3 separate regions of the Homo sapiens genome follow, and regions 1 and 2 are each linked to region 3. Evidence: chromatin contacts called from ENCODE Hi-C or POLR2A ChIA-PET data. All regions are on one chromosome and are shown on one strand. The core of a region is the stretch at or near the end of the contact, and the rest is flanking DNA. Distances in the headings are between cores, read along the strand shown.

What was found. Hi-C counts contacts between places; a loop is a spot of excess contacts on that map. ChIA-PET counts read pairs that join two places held with the same protein, here RNA polymerase II (POLR2A). Pooled maps may share reads with other maps.
Region 1: a loop to region 3 is called in a map of natural killer cell, with 2.8 times the contacts of the local background. The contact joins the promoter of NR1D1 here to the enhancer-like site in region 3. A Hi-C loop is called at or near these places in 1 of 168 maps with a recorded cell type or tissue (natural killer cell), 5 of 37 single-sample maps with no recorded cell type and 9 of 50 pooled maps. POLR2A ChIA-PET finds 5 or more read pairs at or near these places in 2 of 52 experiments (activated CD4-positive, alpha-beta T cell and activated T-cell).
Region 2: a pooled map shows a loop between it and region 3 (4-fold over the local background). The contact joins the promoter of FBXL20 here to the enhancer-like site in region 3. A Hi-C loop is called at or near these places in 5 of 50 pooled maps. POLR2A ChIA-PET finds 5 or more read pairs at or near these places in 4 of 52 experiments (Panc1, activated CD4-positive, alpha-beta T cell, activated CD8-positive, alpha-beta memory T cell and 1 more).

What each region holds. Positions count from the first base shown.
Region 1 is chr17:40,099,304-40,102,111 of GRCh38, reverse strand. NR1D1 (nuclear receptor subfamily 1 group D member 1) reads left to right here and starts at 1,523. Exons shown (of 8, transcript NM_021724.5): 1 at 1,523-2,048. The coding sequence starts at 2,018. RefSeq lists enhancers at 1,158-1,277, 1,758-1,827, 1,293-2,276, 2,277-2,808, 2,180-2,808 and silencers at 2,609-2,698, 2,709-2,808.
Region 2 is chr17:39,400,309-39,403,008 of GRCh38, reverse strand. It overlaps FBXL20 (F-box and leucine rich repeat protein 20), which reads left to right and starts at 1,383. Exons shown (of 15, transcript NM_032875.3): 1 at 1,383-1,648. The coding sequence starts at 1,607. RefSeq lists silencers at 234-398, 364-753, 1,004-1,083, 1,114-1,313, 1,344-1,773 and 1 more.
Region 3 is chr17:39,768,626-39,771,325 of GRCh38, reverse strand. All of the region lies in intron 7 of IKZF3 (IKAROS family zinc finger 3), which reads left to right. Among named protein-coding and RNA genes, the nearest start is that of GRB7, 32 kb to the right of the region's middle. RefSeq lists a silencer at 862-931. Within about 2 kb of position 1,270, at least 4 of the 41 ENCODE cell types and tissues checked have a DNase peak (open chromatin) inside an H3K27ac peak, as active enhancers do; they include natural killer cell, where a contact is called at or near this core.

The DNA of each region.
Region 1 (2,808 bases), core at 274-2,773, 330 kb before region 3:
CCCTCTCCCTTCGCTGCCTAAGAAGCTTCCATCCCCTCCATGACCCAAGCCCTCTAACATGATAGATCTCCTCTACTTGAGATCTGTTATTACTCATGGGACAGTTGCTGCTCTGAAGCGAAATACTGGCTGTTTTTTGTTTGTTTGTTTTGGAGACAGAGTCTCACTCTATCCCCCAGGCCGGAGTGCAATGGCGATCTCGGCTCACTGCAACCTCCACCTCCCGGGTTCTAGCGATTCTCCTGCCTCAGCCTCCTGACTAGCTGGGATTACAGGCACCCACCACCACATCCGGCTAATTTTTGTATTTTTAGTAGAGACGTGGTTTCACCGTGTTGGTCAGGCTGGTCTCAAACTCCTGACCTCAGGTGATCAACCCACCTCAGCCTCACAAAGTGCTGGGATTACAGGCATGAGCCAAAGCACCCGGCAATGCTGGCTGTTTCTAACCCCTGTTCAGTATTTCACTTGTACATCTACCCACCTTCCCATTCGGGGTGGGCAGATGAAACTAGCAATGGACGTCTGACCTTGGGTCGGTCACTTCTCCTAAGCTTCCTGTTCCCCACTAGTAAAAAGAGGGAGGCTTAAGATGATCTACATGTTCCCCTCTGAGTAGTAATCTTCTGTGGAATTCATATTTTATCCTCCAGCACCGAGGGGCAGGGGTGTCACTCTGCCCCCACCCCCTGCCTCACCTCTTCCCCATTACTTTAGGACCTCAAAGCACTTTCACTATTAGTTCCCCTCTGTTGTCCTTTTTATTTCCCAGACAAAGGGAAATGACTCACCCCAAAGTCAACTGGAGTGGGTGGAATGGTGTCATACAAGCAAACAGGGAGTCCCTACAGACATCCCTACCTCTGTGGGAACTCCTTCCCCTGGAGGTGTTCTCCCTAAGGCGAGTAGAAGGGAAAGGGGGTCACATTTCCTTTCCTTCTCTGGACTTTGCCCTGAAGCAGAGGGCAGCCTAAGCTCCTGACTCCAGGGAAATCTCCCTCCCCGGCTTCTCTCTCTCCCGGTCACCAGTAACCTCAGGACGAGGTCAGTCCTGCAATCACGTGAAGCCCTCACGTTTGCAAGGTTTGCAGAAAGGGCCTCTTAGCTTTGATCTCCCAGACAGCAAACAAGCTTGCCAGTCCCTCCCCAGAAATTCACATGCCCCTGCCATACAGGCTTTCTAAACACGCCACCCTGACTCTTCAGCGCACCCCACCCCACCCCACTCTCAGCTCCTCCCAGGTCCCGGCAAGCGCTTTGCCAGGCAGAAAGGGGAAAGGCACGCAGTCCGCCCACTTTGTCGGTGGACTACAAATCCCGACAGTCTTGTCGTTGCGCAGGCGCGCAAGAGCTCAACGTGCCGGCTGTTGGAAAAGTGTGTCACTGGGGCACGAGGCGCTCCCTGGGATCACATGGTACCTGCTCCAGTGCCGCGTGCGGCCCGGGAACCCTGGGCTGCTGGCGCCTGCGCAGAGCCCTCTGTCCCAGGGAAAGGCTCGGGCAAAAGGCGGCTGAGATTGGCAGAGTGAAATATTACTGCCGAGGGAACGTAGCAGGGCACACGTCTCGCCTCTTTGCGACTCGGTGCCCCGTTTCTCCCCATCACCTACTTACTTCCTGGTTGCAACCTCTCTTCCTCTGGGACTTTTGCACCGGGAGCTCCAGATTCGCCACCCCGCAGCGCTGCGGAGCCGGCAGGCAGAGGCACCCCGTACACTGCAGAGACCCGACCCTCCTTGCTACCTTCTAGCCAGAACTACTGCAGGCTGATTCCCCCTACACACTCTCTCTGCTCTTCCCATGCAAAGCAGAACTCCGTTGCCTCAACGTCCAACCCTTCTGCAGGGCTGCAGTCCGGCCACCCCAAGACCTTGCTGCAGGGTGCTTCGGATCCTGATCGTGAGTCGCGGGGTCCACTCCCCGCCCTTAGCCAGTGCCCAGGGGGCAACAGCGGCGATCGCAACCTCTAGTTTGAGTCAAGGTCCAGTTTGAATGACCGCTCTCAGCTGGTGAAGACATGACGACCCTGGACTCCAACAACAACACAGGTACTGAGATTTCTTTACTATCATCTTTTCCCTGTCACTGTCTCCCCACCTCCATCTACGCCTTATAAAAAGAGGAACTTTGTAAGGGACTGGGGTGTCCCTCGGCCCGGAGATTTGCTAACGTGCTGCGGTGCTTTAGTGTGGGATTTCCAGAGCGGCTTGTTCGGGCTGGAAATGCTCTCAGAAACGCCCCATCACCACCCCTCAGAGTCCCAAAGCTCCCTTGAGCCTCGAATCCCTGGGCAGGAGGAAATGGAGAGGAGGTACGGGTGGTGAAGCGAAGAATTTAGGGGGACTGGGAGCTTTGGAACAGTGCCCCGAAACGGCCCCATCTGTCCACTACCTGCAGCTGTAGTATGCCTGGCCTCAGAAAACGGACCCCCTCCCCTCTTGTCTTCCCCCTCCTCTAGTTCCTGCAGGCGCGAGGGAATCTGAGAAGAGTGGCGCGATGGGGTTCAGGGAAGGAGGGGCTGGGAGAATCGTTCGGATCTCACTGGGGAATCCTCAGTGACAGGAGGGAGCGACACTTGAGGAGTCCAGAGCGTGGTGCCCGGCCCGAGGGAGGGCACCTACAGGGCTCCGGCCGCCGGGAGGGCTCACATGGCTCTAGAGCCGGGCCCACGTGCTGCGTTTGTTTTCATTCAGCAGAAGCCGTGGCTGCCACCCCATTGGTCGTTGCCTCCCGGCCTCGTTACATAATGAGCTCCGCCCCCCCGGTCGCCCCGGCAACGCGTGTTCCCTTCTCTCCTCCCCTAGGTTG
Region 2 (2,700 bases), core at 134-2,633, 370 kb after region 3:
AACTGCTTTGGAAGCATACAATTAGCAGTGCTGCTGCTCCTGCCAGGTGTGCTGGAATTTATTATACAGTTTCTAATAGTTCACTCTTAGGACATAATTTTGTAGTTTGTTGCTCATAGAAGGGGCAACAAAACTACAAAATCCTGTGTTATTCCTTCGTGGAAATTCGGTCATAAATTCTGAGACCTTGAAGGCCAGAGTTGTTAAAACATAATATAATATGATGACACAGATCAGCTTCTATACAAGGAGCCCGGGAGTCTGATGAAGTGTTTCCATCGGGAAAACGCCCCCGCCTACTCGCTCACACACGCTTGTTTCTCCCGCCAAAGTGACGTCAGGCCGAAGCTCTCACCAAACAGCGCCCTGATTGGCGGACAGGCAGGCGCTGCAGCCCATTGGGCGCCGGCGGCGGCCGAGCAAGGAAAACCAAAGGCTCTTCGGTCTCGCCCGCCCCACCCCCACGGACGCGCGCCCCGACCCCGGCCAAAGGAAGGGTTGCCCGGCTCCAGCCCTGCACCCCCGACCCCCGGCCTCAGGTGCAGCTCCGCAGCCATCCCCGGACCAGGGCGGGCACTTGGCCTGTTGCTCAGCGCAACCACCCTCGCCCTCCCGAGCCATGCACAGGGAGACAAGCGTCCGGCCCCGGCCCCCCAGGCCTCCCTGCAGCACCCCGTAATGTAATGCACTGGGGCGGGGGAGGCGGGGGAGGCGGCGGCGGCGGCAACCGCGGAGGCGCGGCGGCAGCCGCACTGCCCCAATCTAGACACATCCAGAAGAGGAGGAAAATGGCTCCGAGCAGGGACCGCCTGCTGCACTTTGGGTTCAAGGCGACAGTGAGTGACAGGGGAAGGGAGCTGGGTGGCCGGGAAGGATGCGGGTGCCTTACAGGATCCTGGGGAACAAGTGACGAGGGGCGACGGGCGCGGGCAGAGGCTGAGGTTCTGTGCAGGCAGGTGCGTGCCTGTTTGCCCGCGGAGGGAGGAGAGGGGGACACGGGGCAGAAGAGGGGCCCCCGCGCAGAGTGCGGTACTGCTCTACTCTCCCTCGCTGGTCCGCGAGCACGCGCGCACTCGCATCCGCCCCACAGACCCCCTTTTCCACACGCACAGGCACTTCCCTGCCTCGCCTTCTCCCGATGGGCTCGTCTGCCTCGGAGGCGCAGGGGGTCGTGCCGCCGCCGCGCACCGGCTGCTCCCGGGAGCGCCGTCAGGGCCGGCCCCGTGTGGGGGAGGGGTGGTCTCGCGCCGCCGCCGCCGCGCTCCTCCCCTCCCGCCCCTCCCCCTCCCGGGCGCTCCGAGGCCCGGGCGGCTCTGTCCAATGAGCAGCGGCGTTGCTGGCAGGTGGGGAGTGTTTTTGTTTTGGGTTGAAGTTGAGGCTGAGGAGAGAGCCGAGCTAGCGACGAGCAGTCGTTGCGGCCGCCGGCGCCGCGGGAGGTGGTGGAGGCCTAGCCGGAGCCGAGAGGTCTCTTGTTCCCGTCCCACGGTCCCGGCGTCACCCCTCCGGCGCCCAGTCCCCGTCCCGGAACTCCCGGGCCTGTCCTGGGCCCCCGGTCTGTGCACTCCGCTCGCCGCAGCGCCCGGCCCGGGCCGCACCCGCCGGCCCCATGAGGAGGGACGTGAACGGAGTGACCAAGAGCAGGTTTGAGGTGTGAGCTTGGGGGGCTCGGGCGGCGTGAGGAGGGCGGGTCGCGCGCTCTAATCCCAAAACGTCCGCTCCGCACGGAGCCTCCTCCCTGGCAGGCGCCGTCACCCACCCACTGGCGGGGCTGCCAGACTCCGCTCCCCTTTCTTGCGACCCAGAAGCCCAGCGCAGCCCGGTGCCCCCAGTCCCCTCGCCGGTTCGCCCCCCGTCTCTTCCCACCAGCGGGCCCCCGCGGGGGATTAGCTCGGGCGCCCTAATTCCACCCTCCTCCAGGATCGCTCAGCTTTCCATTCTTTACACAACCCTTGGCTTGCCTCCTTCCACCCAGCCATCACGGCTCCGGTCCACCAGAGCCTGCTGCTTTTCTCGCTGCTACCTTCATGACGCGTTTGTTGTCTGTTGAGGGAGGAAATTAGGGGATGGGTACCATTTCTCCGAGTTTGAGACCTTGGTGAAACTAGGGAAGTGGGGACGGTAGTTTGGGATGATAGAGGCTACCACGGGTTTTCGGTGCTGTGTTTGGTTTGGGTATTGTTCTGATACTTCCTCTGCTTTCCCGTTTAGTCTGTACTTCTGTAGCTCATTGTTCCTTGGGAACCCTTGGATGTCTACATGCTTTGAGATTGGGACGAAAGTTCAGCAAATCCATTCCGGTCTGTCTTTCAGGAACTTTTTCTCCTCTAGCGAGGGAGGTTTACTGTCCTGGAATTGAGGAGTGGACGGTCTTGAAAGCGTCTTTAGAGAGTAGTCATCTTGCAAGGAAGAGATTCCTTTGGGAAGTGAAATATTGTAACTACTGATGAATTACAGTAGTATAACAATATACTGGAAGGTTCCTTGAGGGTCAAGAGAAAGAAACTTCTACAGGAAGAGTAAATGTCACCTGGTCTTTTCTGGCAGAGAACCAGGCTGACCTGGGATCACTCACAGCTCAGTGGACAATCTCACTCGGTGTTTTTCTTCATCTCCATTTGAGAGATGAAATTGTAAGACGGCGAGACAAAAGTTTAAGAAACTCGACAACTAGGTTCAGGGTGTGAAAACTTTTAAGGGTTG
Region 3 (2,700 bases), core at 21-2,520:
TTTATAGATATCATAACAACTCTGCACAGCATATACTTCTTGAGTGCATGTGCTGGTCCATGTGGAAAAAGCAGTTGCTGCCACTAAGCCCCCTTTCCCTCTGCTATGGGAACCATCACAGCAGAAAACCTGAAGTCACTGCTGGTGGTGGGGCTGTGCAGCCATGGGCAAGGTAGCAGCCAGGAAACATCAGTTAACACTCAAACATATACTGGGATATGTGGGCTCTTGGATTACATCCTGGTTCTCTGTTCACCAACTGGGCAATCTTGGAAAGTGAATCAAACTGTTTGTGCTTTAGGTTCTTCATCTAAGAGATGATAATTCATACCTTAAAAGGTATCATACAAAAATTAGCCAGGCATAGTGGCACGTGCCTGTAGTCCCAGACACTTGGGAGGCTGAGGCAAGAGAATCACTTGAACCCAGGAGACGGAGGTTGCAGTGAGTCGAGATCGTACCATTGCACTCCATCCTGGGTGACAGAGCAAGACTCTGTCTCAAAAAAAAAAAAAAAGTATCAACCCCTAATGGGCTGGTAAAATGAGACAGTATGCAAAGTATCTAGGATGGCACGGTGGATACAGCAGGGGCTCAATAAATAGTACTTATCATTATTGGGATTATTGTATATAAGGCACAGTGCAAGGTACTGTGAAATATAAAGACCAGAAGTAAACATATTAGGGTGGTGGGTCTTCCCCCTCAACCCTGCAGACAGAGTTCTGAATCCACTTGCTCAGTTAAGGGCCCTTTTAGCTCTAGCCTGTGATTCTGTACTTCCAAGTTGGCACTTAGAAGCCAACAACCATATGTCCTCACCACATTGCATCAGTTCAGGTCAGGTGGTTTCTTAGTTTAGAGTTAACAAAGCCAAGATATAAGACATTGACACCTTTAAAAAGAACCACAGGTAGGGAATGGCCCAACCAGGCAGCCTTAGTTTCTAAACTTAGGACTTGCTGTTGCCGTGTGTATTTTTGTTGGAAGAAGACCTCTAATTCAGCCTGAAGCTGGTATCATGAATCATTCAAAGGCGTGGTGTGATTTTGACTAGAAGCTGGACCAGATGCTCCGTGCAGGTTTGGAAGCAGTTACACTTTTGTGGTTTGACTAACCTTTTTTATGAGTGTGTTACTAAAGAAACGTGAGCTGTTGGCTTTTCAATTACTGTAGTTTACCCTTTCTGGGTTTCATACACATTGAGTCATCGTGTCTACAGGTGACTGATAATCATCTGCACTGCTCAAGTTACCGTAACTCAGAGACGAGGGGATCTGATGATTGCAAGTTGCATGCACGTGAACATCTGAGGCTGCCCCATCTCCTTAACAATGAACAATGGTCTGTGTTAACTACAGAATTCAGTCACATATTTCCACTCATCCAGGGGTTTATCTTCCTCTTAATGTTTTGCCTTTTACAATTTTAGCACTCAGCTGTTTTCTGACATATGCTGCAGGTGGTATAGATTGTGAAATTGTAGGCCTTGTTAAGTAAAGCAAACTCTTAGGAGAAAGGATAAAATCAGAGTTTGTGATGTGCCTACCCCACCCAGAAACCTTCTGGAGCCTCTCTGTTGGGTGAAAAGAGAAAAAGTTTCTCAAGGACCCCTGGTATTTAGGGAGATGAATAGAGGTGGCCACAGTGGAAAATAACCAATAACCTTAAAAAGGCCAAGAAACCGAAGTTCATCATTTCTGTGTCACATTCTAGGGAATGAATGTCTGTGACCTTAGCTGGCTCTCATGTTCTCAGTCTTCCAGATGGCCTTGACCAAAGATATATCCAATCTGGAAACTGAAAATAAAAAACATTGATTACTTTGGCCAAGGTCTACTCTGCTGTTGCTTCTCATTGAGTTTCCAAGACAGGGTATTTTCGTTTGCATATTTTTTTTCTCTCTCAGGTATTTCTCTGGAAACTATCAGGTTGGCCTTAAGGTCAGCTGCTTGTGGGGATGCAAAGACAAATTCATCTCATGGGAATAGATCTTTTAGCTGGTTCTTCTGGCTCCAATTTCTCACTGTTCTGGTCTGCCTTACACATTGCTGTTACGTTAACCACAAACCTGTCTTTCTCAAGGGCAGGTAGCCTTGGCTCTTGGTTCGGATTCACACCCTACAGTGGGCCATTCGGAATGCCCACCATTCGGTCCTACCATGCATTATCTTTTTTCAGTGTTTCCCCAAATGTAGGATGCAAATTGCCAGCAAGCACATGGAGCATTTAAAAACCTGGGTCCACACAGCAGGATAATTATTTTCTTTCCAGTTCTCTTTCAGTCTCCTGGATCATACTAAGGAGAAAAATTTAGACTTAATTTGATGCCAGTTGTCTTTAACACTAATCTCACACTTGGTAATCTCTGTTTTTAACAAAGGGGGAAGGGATCTTAGTCTCCAAGTACTCACAGTAGTATCCGATCAAAATTTAATGAAATGCTCTGTTTCATTGTCTTTATTTTTCATAGTTACCTTCTACTTGTGGAAAGTGATTCTGGTTTTCCGTTTATGTTAGTGATATAAAGTTTCCTTAAAAACCACATTTATTTTAGAAAAAGAAAAAAAGAAAGAAAATGTGAACCAAATCAAACAGAGGAAAAAAACCCAAGCATTTACCAAGTGTTTTCCATGTGGCAGGCCCTGTTCTAAGTGCTTTCCAGTGACCCTGTGAGGTACATACAATTATCTTCACTTT